Regions from separate parts of the Homo sapiens genome. Here region 1 is linked to region 2. A link is a loop called in an ENCODE intact Hi-C map of the cell type or tissue named here. Cell type or tissue: MCF 10A. All regions are shown on one strand. Links, peaks and the distances in the headings refer to the core of each region. The heading gives the core; the rest is flanking DNA.

Region 1 (8,343 bases), core at 34-8,033, 320 kb after region 2:
CAGGAAAGACAGAGGAGAGAATCATCCCATGTTACTTGTCATGGTGTGATAAGATTGATCTTCACTCCTGGGAACTCAACATCTCTTCAGTCAGTGGGTTCTGGGTCTGAAATGGGCTCAGGTGTGGACACTGGGCAAGGGAGCAAGCTGTCTTTGGAGAGAGGGTCCTCAGTCTCCTGGTCATCCACACTGACACCTTCTGCTGCTCTAAGCTGTCAGTGCCTTGGCCTGAAGCCCATGTAGACCTGCTGTATCATCGTAACCATCTCAATTACCCTGTGTGAGTCAGGACCCCTAGGATGCTGCTTAAAGCCGGCTAGTCATTAAGAAAAGTGCCATTCCTTGGCACCAGCACATTGCCTCATTGTCTCAGGGTCCAGTCAACTCCATTGCTAGCAGTGAGAGGAGCCCTATTGTCCTCTTCTCCTCTCAGCCCAGGCCTGCAGGTGAGGGCCACCCCTGAAAGCTTTATAGATGCTTGTGTCCTTCTATGCTTGGGGAAAGTGTGAGTCCTTCAGCCTTCCTGAAAATGTGGTGGGTTACCAGGCTATATCCATTCCAGCAAGCACACTTTCTAAGCCTTTCAATCCCTCCCTCCGTGGCCCACCACAGCAATGCTGGCATAGCAGCTGTTTGAAGACTGGGCAATCACTTTGGCCAGGCTTGTCTGAGCAATTCTAGTAGCAAGTCTGCACAATTCCCTGGCATCCTTGAAAAGGTGGTAAATCCTACAAAGAGGAAGAGCACTCCCAAGCCAATATACTCTTTCATGTAAATTTTATGTTCTAGTTTCCTTAATCAAGCACCTTCAAAATACAATCCTAGGTATATCCTCCTGGCTTCTGCTGGTGCAGGCTGGCTACATTTTGAAGATCCTTTGGAATTCAGTCCCTTTCCTCCTGTAGAAATATCCTGTGTGTGCTATAACAAATTTCCTCAAACTGGGTGGCTTAAAACAAGAGAAATTTAGTCTCTCATAGTCCTGGAGGGCAGAAGTCTGAAATACGGAAGCCAGCAGGGCCACACTCCCTGAGGGAGTCTGGGTGAATTCCTTGTTGTTCACTGGCTTGCAGGGGTATCACTGCAGCCTCTGTCTCTTTTGTCACCTGGTCTTCTCCTGGTGCGTCTGTCTTCACACGATGTTTTCTTCTTCTTATGAAGGGACCAATTGTATTGGTTTGGGACTCAGCCTAATGGCTTCATCCTAACTTGATTGCATTTGCAAAGAACCTATTACCAAATAAGGTCACATTCACAGGCACTGAGGTTTAGACTTCCACATATCTTTTAGTGAGCCACACGTTGACCCATGACATCTCCCCAAAACATTTCCCAGTGACTTATGCTGCAACTAAACCCTCATCATGGGCCTACTGAAAGGGCTGCAAAGTAGTGGCAAGTTCTGAGGGAATGAATGTCTTCGTCCATTTGAGCTGCTGTTACAAAAATACCATAAACTCTGTGGCTTATAAGCAACAGATGTTTATTGCTCACAGTTCTAGAGGCTGAAAGTCTAAGATCAAGGTCCCAGCTGACTTGGCGTCTGGTGAGGACCAACTTCCTGGTTCATATACAGCACCTTCCCACTGTGTCCTCACATGGTGGAAAGGGTGAGGGAGCTCCCTGGGACCACTTTTATACTGGCACTAATCTCATTCATGAGGCCTCCACCCTCACAACTCAAAGACCTCACCTTCTAATACCACCACTTTGAAGGTTAGGATTTCAGCCTATGGACTTCAGGAGAATATAAACATTCAGGCCTTGCAGAGGGCCCCAGTTACCTTGTGGGGGAGGGGCCTCTGCACTGTGTCCAAGTAAGGTAGACTCACTGCCATATACTCAGAAATCATGGGATGATTCTGCCCGTTGGCAGTTCAGGGCATCTGAGGAGTCAAAAGCTGTGGGAGTGATAGTTGGGTCTGTGTCCCCGCCCAAATCTCAGGTCAAATAGTAATCCCCAAGGTTAAAGGTGGGACCCAATGGGAGGTGATTGGATAATGGGGGTGAATTCTCGAGAGAATGATCTAATTGCCTTCCACTTTGGTGCTGTTCTCGTGAGAGAGTGAGTTCTCCCAAGATCTGGTTGTTTAAAAGTGTGTAGCACCTCCCTCCTCTCTCTCTTCCTCCTGCTCCAACCATGGAAACTTCCTCTTGCTTCCCTTCCCACCATGATTGAAAGTTTCCTGAGGCCTCCCCAACCAGGCTTCCTGTACAGCCTGGGGAATGGTAAGTCAATTAAACCTCTTTATAAATTACCCAGTTTGAGGTATTTCTTTATAGTAATGTGAGAATGGATTAATATAGGGAGCATTCTCCAAGATGCATTTAGCCCACAGGCAGCATCCCAGACTTTCCCAACCAAGGTCCAGATCTTGGCAGAACAGACCTGCTTTGGTTGGGTGTTTACATTTTTTTGAAAGTCAGCTACTGTGTCACAGACTTAGTCTTTAGCATTTTCTGTCCATTCCCTTCAAGAGATGAGAAATTCTTTGTGTGCAATGGAAGAGTCTGTGCGGCCTTCACACAGAGCCCCTCACCCTCAGGAACCCCTCCCTCACCATCAGTGGCAGCACATGCTCACACTGCCCATTTCCCACATATCTCTAGTGCCTAGAATGCTGCAAGAATACTACGTGGACGTCTATTCCTTGCCATAGTGCATCTTCCCAAGTCACCACTGTGCCATATCAACATCCATGCTCTACCTTCAGTCTGAGTCTGTATTGTTGGCACCAGAATCATACCACACAAGATCAAAGCTTCAGTAATGAATCCTGCCTTCTGCACACCTTTTGCACATTCACCCAGTTTTATTTGAAATCAAGAACTCAATACTGTTCTACCGTAATCCTTCATCAAGGGTGAATTACCGGATGAATAAATCAAATGAAGAACTTAGTTTTTAAAATATTACTGAAAATATCTCCTTGGGTATTAAACATGTTCTGGTCATATTAAATTAATGTGTTATTACCCAGAAGTCAGCTTCTTTTCCTAATCTCTCAAATTCTATCTACAGATTATCTCTTCATTCAACTAATGAAGTGCTTCTCTCCCCAGCTCCCAGATTCTAGGAGTGAAAGAATCTGCCCTTCATGTTTAAGACTTAATTGAGAAATAAATGAGTCATCAGTGGGTGTCTGCCATGCAGTAAACCACACACTTCTGGAGACCCTGCAAGGGGTTTTCAGTGATTTTAAAGGAGAGGGGAGATCCTTATCTTTTGAAAAGAATAATTACCTTCAAAGAGGAGCTAAATTTCCCCTCAACAATAAACAGCATTTATTCTTTTCTCCTGTGAGAGATTTGCTTGGAAATTTGGAGATGTCAAAACTAATCCCAGACAAAGCAATTGGGAAATTCCCATAGTAGTCTGGGAAGCGGCCAAAGGCTACACTGTTTCTTATTTCATCAGCTACATCCTCACACAAGCCGGTCCTTAATTCCATCTTATTGTGCTTCTGAAGAATATCAGTTCTCCATAGATGAATTCCAGCCAACTTTCTCCTTCTCAGTTCAAATCTAAAGTCCCTTAAGCGGGCAAAGGAAAATTAAATACAAGAGCTGATTAAATTCATCTCACTATTTTGGAGTATGGATCCGTAACCTGTTGGCTGGGTTTGTGTCAGTACGTAAGCACAATACACATGCACGCCCTTACAGTGTCATGAATGTTACTGATGAGGTTGGAGGAGCATGTAAATGGTGCTGTTTGAGAAAGTTGATCTCAAAAACTGCTCTGGAGCCAGGACAAAATAAATAATGCAATGAGTTAATCACATCTCAATTGTAGTTATTCTTATGATCGTATCTTTCTTCAGTGTTACCATCATTACTGAGTGTAAGAAGATGAGGAAAGTAGGAGAAATCTTCTCGTGCAAGGCATCTTCTCCAGGTAGTACATGTCTATAGGAAAATAGACACTCTTAGTAGGAATCTGCATCACACATGTGCTCCAAGCAATTCACACCTACAGGGCCTTGTGTGGTTATATATTGTTTTTATCCCCATTATAAAGAAGACATAATTGACCCCAAATCTCAAAGCTTGTGGTTGGCAGAAGGAGAACCCAGCATCAGTATCAGTGAAAACCTCACTGAATGCTCTCCATGCTCAGGGGGACACCCTCTGCAGATGGGAGCTTCAGACTCCTCGGCACAGCGTTGAGTCAGGGAGGATGTCATCTGTGATATGATCTGCAGGCTTTGGTGGCACAACTGCCTTCTCTCTCTCCCAGCCATGGCATGAGAAATTATCTGTGTAGCAAGCTGAAGTGCGCAAAGGCGCCCCTGGAGTGCACGTGGCAGTGGAGGGTTGCCGTCCAGCCCTGCATGCCAGGCGCTGCTCCAGAGGTACCCGGAGACAATCACAGGAGATTCCACTGTCTTCCTGGCTTTTCTGCGTGAGGTGGGAAGACTCCAGTGCCCATTAGGCATTTTGTTCCTTATCACTATCACTCACAGGCAGCTGTCACCGAGCCTGTTCTGGTCTTTTCAAGATCGGATGTGGTGCACGGAACGGCACAGCACACTGTATTGGGGAGGTCTTACCCCAGGTTGCTGACTGACTGCTCACTCTGGCAGGTCACAGGATTCCTTCCAAGAGTTCTCCTGAGGGGGTCTTCAGTAAAGAGAAGGGATGATTTTTGAAGTTGTGTTTTTTCTTCTATCTGTTAACTGCCAGGAACTTCCAGATATAGCCCCTGCTCTCTTTCTTGTTAGAGGAGGTGGCAGGTGTGGGCTGCAGACTTTTCACTGTGTTCAGCATGAGTTCAGGGCTTGCCCTGTTCTCTTCTAATTGGGACACAACCTGCTTCATGCCTTTGTTCGTAGTGTCTGCCTGCTATGGCCTCCTCTTGGGTTTAAAACTACAGCTCTCACCTCCTTTCTCAGTGAGGAATCATGATAACAGGGAGAGAGTATTATCAGCGCTGGATTCCAAAGAGGGACCTGTTATTCCTGTAACAGTGAAACATTCCAGACTACAGGGAGAGCAGATTTTGTGTAAGGTGTTGCATTATTTTGAGCGTGTTTGAGACAGACCCAAACTATGTGAGTTCAAGGAGTTGATAATTACACTGGTGAGTTGGTAGGGTTCCTTTTCCCCTCAGGGCAAAGACCACACACACACACACAACACACACACAGTAAATCAACCCAATGGCAAGTATAAGAACAAAATAGAGGGTAGGGTTTCTATTTAAATAAACATCACAGTCAGAATGTTTACATTTTAAAAATAGAATACAAAATAATTTTGTTTTAAACAAATTTTCTTCTATGTTTTTTTTTCTTTTTCTTTTTTCAACCTTGTAAAGTGGCCAATTTAGCTTCACAATAGAAATCAAATGCCTCTTTGAACATCTAAATTTACGACTGACTCTACAGAAGGGAGGCCTCCGCCGCCCTTATAGCAGCAATATTCCCACCTCTTTTTTTTATTATTATTCCTTAAAAGTGCTTATCAAGATGAATGAGCAGAGCAGTGTGTAATTTCAAAGATGAAATTGCTTTTCTCTCCAGATTTCCCATCGTGTTTTCAAGGTCACCATAACAAGGAGTCGGCCGAATGCCCGGCCTTCTCCGGGCTGTGTCAGGGTCCATCACGCCTCATGGGGATGCAGGGTGGCTTTAGAAGTGTTCTGCTTTATTTTTCCTCTCAAAAGAGGGTGTGAAATTCCTGCTCATTGACACACGGTTGGGTGAAATTGAAGTGTTGAGGGGACCCCTGCCCTCTGTCCCCAGCACAATCACCAAGGCCAAGACCACTCAGTGCCCCAAGTCCCAGGGAGGCCCATCCTCTGTGTCAGCAAGGGAAGCCCGGGTCATGTCCCAGCGACCAGCCGTAGACAGCAGCAGGGATGCAGAGATGAATAACGTTAGATTAGGCTCACAGTCATACCCAAGGTGCGCATTCCTGTTTTAAAATATAACAAACCAGCAAAATGATAAGTTCTGCTTGTTTCCATCCCACACCCGCAAGGATGACACTCCTTTAAACCTTCATCTGAGAGCTGCATTTACAATCCACTGACTGCCCAAATATTCTCCAGCATGAAATATGGTTAACAGAACTAAGAAATCATCAAGATATTCTGAGATTTCCTCCTTTATAGATAAAATAACACGTCTTGATAATCACTTGTGTAGGACAAATCAGTAGGTTAGTACACAGTTTTCCTTAGGTTAAAGTAATTACCATATTTTCATAGGTAATCTGGTCATACATTTCTAAAGCTATCTGGAAATATTTAAAAATGTATCTTTTAAATAATAATTTTCTTAAAATCAAGATACTTATGGTTCAAAGTGACAATTTGTTTACTTCCACAAAATTCCTCTTTCTACGCGATAGTAACAAAATGTATAAAATTTTAAGGGAAAATGATTGACAATGACTAGGTTGAGATTAAAATCCTCAGAATTTTTATTCGAAGTCAAAACATAAAGCGGTCATATAGCAACACAATGAGATGTGACGTATTTCGAGGCAGCCTAGGTATCAGCTGTAGAATGTACAAAATTTGGAATTAAATTCTCTAGTTCTTGGTTCCTTGATATTTATTGAGATTATAATATATATCAGTCTCACACGATTTTGTGAAGAGTGACATAAATACCGTGTGTTACTGTTTAGTAATGCTCAGTCAATGCTAACGGTTTTATTGGCATTATCCAAATGAAGTGATCAAAGCATTTAGGAAAACTGTTTATAGAAGAAGCTTTTTAAAGACAAAGGAAAAGTCATGATTGACAGTCTGGTGATCTGCCATTTGTCCTGCTTTGCATAAACTTTTTTTACTGGTTGAACTGATTTGATCGTTTAATTTCCATTCCTATCACCCAAGTTTTCAGTAAGTTTTGGGGCATCATGAGAGGATGTAACTTCAACACGAAACTCAATAGTGGAAAACATTTTGAAACAAGACATAAAAATACAGCAAAGGTCACTTTCTATCCATTTACAGCTAGATTGCAGCTAATCTTCCCCTTACATGACACCTACAAGTTAAACAAACTGCAACTAGGAAGATCGTGATCATTTGACTAGGACCTGGATTGTTTGAGAGAGGCAGTCTAAAAGTAAGTTTTTACTAATTATTTTTGAACCTTGTAATGGCATTTTAAGCAACTGCTTTCACCTACAATAATAGTTACTTATTTTACTTTTCCTGAATAAGCCAGGCTCTTTCCTAAGTTTATTAAATGTATTGTCTACTCTACCCCTTATACCACAGACTCACAATGTAGATACTATCATGATTATAATAATCATACTATTAATAAAAATTAATATTACTTTATTTGTATTATGGCTACTATTGTTCTATTGACAAAAAGAGAAGAGAGGTTAAGTAACGCGCATAGAGAGATAAGTACCAGGTCCCCAAATAAACCTCAACCATGTGGTTAAAGCCTATTAATAGCCTGACCACAAGCCCTCTGAGGTGGGAGCCTGGACACTTAATATCCTATTAATCCCTACTGTGCTGTGGGCTAGAGCCTATGTGTCCCTTCAAGGAGCACAGGGATGTTAAGTGTGGGTCTGTAGCTCTGGGGAGCTGTTTTCCTTTTAGGAATACTCCTTGCTAGTTTTCAAATAATTCTTTAGCACTGAAGTTGGGACCCCTGAGACATTTTTTTATGTTCTAAAGACCACTCTGTTAGTTAAGTAAACCTGACTACAACCTTGAACAAATTTATAATCTATTGAAATGTTACAGTAAAAGAAATGCGAAGGTAAAGCAAAAATTCTAATTATTTCAAAGGTAATTGCAAACTATCTAGCTGCCCTGAGAGTCTCCCCAAAGTCCCGGCATTGCTTGGCACTACCACACCCTGTTTTCTGGAGGATTTTTAGTTCAAACACGTACCTAAATTTGACCAGATATCTAAATTCCCATTTGGAGACACATCATGGCATGTAGGATACTTTCCTACTTTTTCGCTAAAAAAGGTTTTCGATCGAAAGTTGAATGCTGTGGATGTTGAAGTCCCATGCGTCTGAGGTCCCAAGTCTCAGAAGCCTTTCCTCATGCTGTTTCCATACGTGTTTTCAGTTCTTGGAATGAAATTCTCAGATTAGAACGCATCAGACCTCTCTTAGTTCTCATGGAGTATGTAGAGGCCATGATGAACTGAAGATTTCTCTCTGGTGTGGATATGTTTTCTCTTTTACCTCTGAACTTCTACATCAAGACTTCGTGTGAATGAGCTCTGCTTTTGAGGATTCATGACTCTTTTCCTCCATGATTTGAAAATGTATATTCAAAAGATTAAAAGATGGAGCTGGCCGAGTGAGGTGGCTCATGCCTGTAATCCCAGCACTGTGGGAGGCCGA
Region 2 (8,343 bases), core at 28-8,027:
AAACTAGTGAACCACAAATCAGACAAAAATTACATATATGAATGTACACACACTCTCACAAGTGTGATTCTCTATTCCAGATCCCTGTGGTTGTCAGGGAGCGGACTCTCAGGCTGCAGAGCCATCTCTGTGTCACAGGCCATGTGGATGATCCCATGGGGTGCAGAGATTTGCGTCTCCCTCACTCATGACACACTGGTCCCTGCAACATGTCGCACCTCAACTTCTGGACACCCTGAAGCCCTTCACGACGTGTGTTCTGCACAAGGAAACTGCTGATGAAAGTAAAAATTCCACATCCAAACGGCCACTCAAACCAAGCGTAGGCACGCGGTACCTTACAAGAGCTGTGAGATATCCTTCTCTCTGCTTTAAGTGTCTCTGAATCCAAAGAGAACATTTAAGGAGACTACAGACTGATTCCCTGTGTCCTTCAAGTTACCTTCATTCTGTTGTAAAACCTATGGCCTCTTTATCCACTGACAGAAACCCTAAGGACAACCCAGGTATTTCTAGAAAGTCTGTGGTTCCTAAGTGAGGATGAAAGGAAGAGGTTGTGAAAGGTGAGGGCCAGCCTGCGGCTGTTGTTCAGAGACCCTACTCAAGGCCACCACGTTCTGGAGCGCCCTCCCCATTCAAAAACAGCCCATGCACACGACTATGCACTAGCTTGTCTCAGTGCCTGGAATTTTCCCCAGATAAAGAGATGCTTTGCAATTGCAAATGCTTTCCTGAGGGAGTGGCAGCCAGGCAGAGGGGGAACGGCAGCCTTTGTGTCTGAAAAGCAAAGTTTTAACTGGAACTTCACTTCCAATTACCTGATGATGAAAAATAAACACAATGAAATACTTAAGTATAAATCAAACCAAACATGTAAAAGGTCTGAGTGCTGAAAATTATAAAACACTGATGAAGTCTAAGATCTAAATAAATACGAAACATGCAGGGTCCATAAACTGGAAGACTCAACATATTAAAGACGTGAATTTTCCCTAAATTTATCTACAGGTTTAATGCAATGCCTATCGAAACTCCAGCAAGAACTTTTTTGTAGAGATAGATAAGCTTATTCTGGACTTTGCATAGAAAGGCAAAAGGCCTAGAACAATTAAAACTAAAGCAATTTTGAAAATTTTCACCTGCACTAGGTGAAGAATTCTTAGATGTGACAGTAACAGCATGATCCATACATTAAAAATTTGCTAAATTGAACTTCTTCAAAATTAAAATATGTTTGTTCTCCAAACAACCATAAAAAGGATGAAAAAACAAGTAACAGCTTGGAGAAAATACTTGTGAACAACAAATTTGTCAACGAATTTGTAAGTAGAATATATAAAGAACTTAAAGAACTCTCAAAACTCTGAAGTATAAAACAACAACAGTAACAGCACACCACCCAATTAGAAACTTGGCAATAGGTACAAACAACCATTTCGCTACAGAGGGTGTGAAAAGATGCCCAATATCTTTAGCCATGAAGGAAATATAAATTAGAATCACTCTGAAATACTAGGACACATCTGCCAGCAAGGTGAAAATACCCACTGCTGGTGAAGCTGCAGGGCCACTAGCTCACTCCTACACTGCTTTTGGAAATGGAAAGTGACAAAGCCATTCCGGAAAACAGTTTGTCAGATTTTTAAATAAAAAATGCTTGTTATACAACCCAGCATTTGCACTTTTGGACATTTGTTTTAAAGAAAGGAAACCTGTTAGTGACACAGAAATCTAGTCATGAATGGTCATAGCAGCTTTACTCAGAATAGCCCTCAACCAGAAACAACCAAGTTGTCTTTCAGTGACTGAATGGTTAAGCAAAGCATAGGCCATCCATACCATGGAAAACTACTCAGCAATGAAAAGGAAGAAACCTCTGATGCTTGTAACAACTAATATCCAGGGAATTATGCTTAGTGAAAAAGCCAATCTCAAATTGTATATGCCACATGAGCCCATTTATATAATTTTGTTGGAATAAGAAAGATACAGAGATTGAGAACACATAAGTAGTTGCAGGGAACTGGGATGGAGATATAACTGGCTGCAGAGGGAGATCCTCTAAAACACGGGTCCCCCACCCCCGGGGCTATGGAGCTGTACTGATCTGTGGCCTATTGGGAACTGACTGAGCAGCAGGTGAGTGAGCATTCCTGCCTGAACTCCACCTCCCGTCTGATCAGCCATGGCATTCGATTCTCACAGGAGCACACGCCCTATTGTGAACTGTGCATGTGAGGGATCTATGTTGCACATTCCTTATGAGAATCTAACTAATGCCTGATGATATGAGGTGGAACAGTTTCATCTCAAAAAACCATCTCCACCACCCCTGTCCATAGAAAAACCATCTTCCACATATCCAGTCCCTGGTGCCAAGAAGCTTGGGGACCACTGGTCTAAAGCAATGACTCATCTGTCTACTGATGGTGGTGGTTCTAACACTCAGGATCAAATTGCATGTAACTGCACACGCACACACACATCACACACATACAAATATATGCATGAAAAACTGGTAACAACTGAATAAAGACTGTAGTCCAGTTAACCATATTGTGCCAATGCCAGTTTCCCAGCTTTGATCTTATTCCAGATTAATGTAAGATGTCCTTATTGGGAGAAACTGGGTGAATGGCTCAAGGGACTTCATAGACTGTTTTTGAGATGTCCTGTGGGTCTATAATTATTAAAAAACAAAATGTTAAAAAGTAAATATAGCAAAAAGTAACAAGCCAAATGGTTATTCAAATACAAAGAACACATGCATATATTTTAACTTTAGTAATTCAAGGGATAGAGATTGCAAGAGTTTTTTAAATAAAATACATATTTGCTAATTCCCACTTGCCAATAAATAAGTAAAAAAATTGGAGAAAAGATGAATCAACTTAAACATAAAACTAAAGAAAGAGCATCATGGAAATTATGGTTATAGAACAGAAATAATTATTAAATATGACAATGGAGAAATAGGAATATAAGTAATAAGGTCAGAAGATATAGTAGGGAAGGATTATCTTAATCACAATTTAAGATTTTAGTTATTTTATATTTCAATGGAATCGATTTTGGGCTAAGTATAAATAAGATTCATATTAATCTTTCAGTTACTCTTGTTGTTTGAGAACCTTTAAAGAGCATTTGGATTTTCTAATTTTGTTGATGGGTTTCTTTGCTGTGCAGAAGCGTTTTAGTTTCATTTCAGATCATTTTTCCAGGTTTGCTCTTGTTGCCTGTGGTTTTGGTGTGATATCCAAAAAATTATTTCCAAGGTCAATATCAGGAAGCTTTTCCCTTAGGCTTTCTTTCAGGAATTGTATGGTTTCAAGTCTTATATTCAGGTTTTAAATTCACTTTTGATTTGACATTAGTGTATGGTGTAAGGTAAGGGGTTAACTTACTTCTTTTGCCTACGAATATCCAGTTTTCCCAACACCATTGCTGAAGAGATTATCCTTTCCTTACTTACGGTGTCTTCTAGGTGCCTTTGTAAAAATCAGCTAACTATACATGCTTGGATTTATTTCTGGGTTCTCTACTCTGTTTCACTGGTCCATGTGTTGTTTTTATGCTCACCATATTGTTCTGATTATCATAGCTCTGTAATGCAACTTGAAATCAGTAAGTGTGATGTATGATGCCTCCAACTTTTTTTTCCTGTCAAGATTATTTTATCTATTCAGAGTCTTTTGTGGCTCCATAAAAATTTTAGCACTGTCCTTTTATATTTGTAAAAAAATGCTATTAAGATTTTGATAGGGATTGCACTGAATCTGTATATTGCTATGGCTTTATGGTCATTTTAACAATATTAATTTTTCTAAATTATAAACATGATCTATCTTTTCATTTATTTGTAACTTCAATTTATTTCATCAATGTTTCATAGTTTTCAGTGTAAATTTTTTTTAATTTGGTTAAATTTATTTCTAAGTATTTTATTCTTTTTTGATGCTATTATAAATGGAATTGTTTCCTTTATTTTTTCTCAGATATATTTTTATCAGTGTAATTAAATGCAACTGATTTTTTTATATTGGTTTTGTATCCTGCTACCTTACTGGACTTATTTACTAGTTCTAACAGTTTGTGTATGTGTGTGCATGTGTGTGTGTGTGTGTGTATGGAGTCTTTAAAGTTTTCTAGCTATAGAATCATGAAATCTTTAAACAGGCCTAATTTTACTTCTTTTTTTTCTAGATGCCTTTTATTTATTTATTTATTTACTTATTTATTTTTTGTCTGAGTGTTCTTTCTAGTACTTCTGGTACTATGTTAAAAAGAAGTGAAAAAGTCTTTTCCTTGTATCAGATCATAGAGGAAATGATTTCAGTTTTTCCCAATTTTTTATGCTGTTAGCAATAAGCTCTATATAAATGGCCTTTATTATGTCAAGAAAATTGTCATATACATTTTTTAGAGTTTTTATTATAAAAAGTTGTTAAATTTTGTCATTCTTTTTTCTGCATCTGTTGACATTATGTGATTTTTGTCTTTATTCTTCTAATATGATGTATCACATTGATTGATTTGCATAGTTAAACCAACCTTGCATGCCAGAGATAAATCCTACTTGTCATGGTATATAATCTAGCTATAGATTGGAAGAAAGTATTTGTAAACCATGTATCTGTTAAGAGGTTAACATTCAAAATTAATAAGGAACTCACAAAACTCAATAGCAAAAATAAAACATAATCCAATTTAAAAAATGGACAAAGGACCTGAATTGACATTTTTCGAAAGAAGAAATAAAAATGGTCAAGTATGTGAGGAAGTGCTCAACATCACTAATAATCAGGACAATGCAAATTAAATTAAAATCACAATAGATATCATTTCACTGTTAACATGGCTACTGTAAAAAGGAGAAGAGACAACAAGTGTATGGAGAGGGTGTGGAGAAGAGAAAACACACGGTTGGGAATGTAAATTGGAATGGCCATTATATAAGGAAACAGTATAGAAGCTCCTTAATTTTTCTTTTAGGGCTATGATGTTATCCAGCAATTCTTCTGGTTACATATCCAGGGAAAAGGAAATCAGCCCCCCTTGAGGATATCTGCACTCCTGTGTTCATGGTAGCATTATTCACAGTGGTCAAGATATAGAATCAGCATAAGTGTCCATAGGCAGATGAATGAATGAAGAAATTTAGGGTATATATAAAAAAAATATTCAGTTTAAAAGAAGACAGAAATACTGCCATTTATATAATGTTGGATCTTAGAATACTTTCAGTTTCACATTTTGTGCCTCCTAACACTCCACCAAAAATATCCTTGATGTGTTTTCATCTTTAAGGGTATATCTAATCAATTTACAATATATACCTTGTATTCTGGAATTAAGTTTGAGCTCAGCATAACAAAAAATGAAATTATGTTCTTTGCAGCAACATGGATATAGCTAGAGGCCGTTATCCTAAGTAACTTAACAAAGGAACAGAAAACCAAACACTGCATGTTCTCACTTATAAGAGGGAGGTAACCATTGGGCATTCAGAGCTGTAAAGATGGGAATAAGGTACACTGGGGACTACTGGATGGGGGAGGGAGGGAGCGGGGAAAGGGGTGAAAAACTAACTCTTAGGTACTTATCAGTAGCTGAGTCACCGGTTTATTTGTACCCCAAGCCTCAGCATCACACAGTATACCCAGGTAACAAACCTGCATATGTATCCCCTGAATCTAAAATAAAGGCTGAAAAAAATCTTTGGGCTCAGCAAAAAGTACTACATATATAATAAAATCTACTACTCACCTATGGGAAGGGCAAACATGCCTTGATATCTCCCATTTGCCCACATTAGAAAAATCCAATTCTCAGGTAATTTAAGGGAGGAACCCAGAGTCATTTGGTTAAGTAAAGGCAGAGCATGAGCTAGCCCCTTAACTTCAGGACTAATGTCATCTCTGTTTTTATGTCATGTAATATCCAACTTTTCTATTGGGTCCTTTTGTCCCCTTTAACATCATTCTGGTTGATTCTGCGATCATCATCATCATCACCATCATCTTCTTCATCACCACCACCACCACCATCATTATCATCATTATCATCTGTCAACACTTTCTCTGAAGAACCTTACAATGTCTCTTCTCCATTAAGAAAACCTACTTCAACATCTCCATTGGTTCTCAACATAGAGGTATCATTTACCCTTCCAAATTTCTTTCTGAAAATATTTCCTCAGGAATATAGGAAAAGAAATATGAAAAAAGCAACATAAAATCAACTGAGGCATGGATGAAAGTGCATATAGATAAATCTCTTTGTCTAGTTGAAATACTGTCTTACGATATTGACAGGAAGGATGCTTCCACAAATTTTGGCAAACTAGAAATGGAAAAAAGTTTGAGATGGATGTTAAAGTGTTATTTGGTTGTGTGTTATATTGGGACACAGTTAGAGGTAAAAGCAATGCTGATACTTAAGATTTAAATACTATCTTATTAAATGTTGTTGCTTAAAAAGGTGACTCATATTTAAAAAAATGTTTTTTCACTATTTTCTGCATTTGTGCACATAGATATTCTCCCTTACTCTTCTACAAAAGTCACCCATATTCTCTTTGTATTATCTTACCTTGCTTTGTCTTTAGAGAAATTCAGATTGTAGTATATATTTAATTTTTTATTGTTTGTTTTTCCAGTAAAGGGAAGCACCATGATGACAAGAAATTTGCTTTATTCATATTGTTTGCACAATAATATAAATACTAGACTCAATTTACAATTCAATTCTTTTTTGGTGTTGGTTTCTGTTCCTCACAATTTATCATTAAAAAGCAAATATATACATAAAGACATATACATAAGCAAAAACAAGCAACAAACATATACATAAGTGAAAAACAACAAAACCTCACAACATCACAATTACCTTAATCACTGCTTTCCTCTGGTTTATAGCCAAGGGTGAAAGAAGTCCCACACACCCTCACACACACACCAAATGTGGACGTGATAATCTCAAAGAGCATCTGAAAATACTGATTTATTGTTTTACTCTTTAAAATGACATAAACATTTTTAAGTCGTACACTCAAAGCAAACAAAAATGCACATGATATAGATATATAATCTAATCAGTTCTATCATTTATATTCTTTAAAATTCTTTATTTTCAAAGATGTTTAAAATACACCCCAAGAAAACCAACAATCATGAGATTCTTGATTGGGAATCAAGAATCATATGGAAAATGGGAAATCATAAGCAGTACAAATAGTTACATGGAATTATTGATGTATATAGGCTATGAGATACTCCTGCATTCCCTTTAATAAATGGAAAATATTTAAAATTGGTATTTTATCATGGAGATTATGTTTTAATCAGCCTCAAATCAAAGATGAACTGTCATAAGTAGCCTGTGGATAAGAATCAAATAAATATTGGCATGTTTTGCAGAGAATAACATTTGGGAAACAATCCCTTTAGAATGATTGGTCAGCTTCAAGAGCAGGAAAATATGCTAGGGTCATGTGCCATGTGACACTTTTAGGAAGGACTGCCTGCCATTGTGTTCAGTAAAAGCTATTTGACCCTTTTAAAATTAGGAAGGGATCACAGTAAAGGAGAAAACAAAGGCAAGGTTTGGATCACAATGGGTGGTTTCACGGAGAGGCTGATAAACTCAAAGGCACGCCAGCAGCCCCTCATTTGTCAGGCCTTACGTCACTTAAAGTTATGGCTGATTCATTAGGTGTCCTCTGAGCCACCAGGTAGACTGTCATAGGAAACCCACAGTAGATTTCTGCAATGCAATCATTAAAAAGATGCATGGGCCCCCATGTTCCCTGCTAACTTTCTTGGTTGAAGTCCAGTGACTTACAACTTTCATTCTTCTAGGTAGCAGGGATATTTGTCAGCTGTTATGACTGGACTTCCAGAGTTACTCAATTTACAGTATCTATAGTGGAGTGAAAATGAATGAACATCTGTACATTTGCTCAGATACTATGTCAGGCAATACAAAATTAGCTGTCATAACAAGTCCATAAAGCCTTAACACACTATTTATCTTGCTCAGTTTATAAAGTACATAAACTATGGTAACCTGATCTGAGCGGGCTGTCTTTGGAGGACAGCGTGATCCGGTAGCAATGAGAATCTCCTATGGATTTGACCCTGCTGAGAAGTTTTCTTCACCCATATGTTCTGTCCTTTGATTTGCATGCTTAACTCTAGGAAATACGGCCATCTCTTTAGTTTTCCCCTTGATTCTTTTATCTTCTTTTAAAAATTCATTTTAAAAAAGGGTTGGAAGTCTCTCTTTTTATTTAAATCTCAACCCTGATTATATTCAGATTAAGAACTGTTTTAATGGAAAAGT

The links. Peaks named below come from ENCODE experiments on the same cell type or tissue, not always from the same donor. Only the 100,000 strongest peaks of a DNase experiment are listed, where the experiment ranks them.
Region 1: it touches region 2 in a loop (10-fold over the local background); 3 of 110 quality-filtered maps call a loop at or near these places.

What each region holds. Positions count from the first base shown.
Region 1 is chr5:4,528,704-4,537,046 of GRCh38, reverse strand. No RefSeq gene overlaps it. Among named protein-coding and RNA genes, the nearest start is that of LINC02114, 240 kb to the left of the region's middle. In MCF 10A, for the core only: no CTCF peak of the experiment used is centred there; a DNase peak (open chromatin) is centred at 3,386.
Region 2 is chr5:4,847,550-4,855,892 of GRCh38, reverse strand. The region is part of intron 1 of LOC107986400 (a long non-coding RNA gene); the gene reads left to right. Among named protein-coding and RNA genes, the nearest start is that of LINC02114, 78 kb to the right of the region's middle. RefSeq lists an enhancer at 444-945. In MCF 10A, for the core only: no CTCF peak of the experiment used is centred there; no DNase peak of the experiment used is centred there.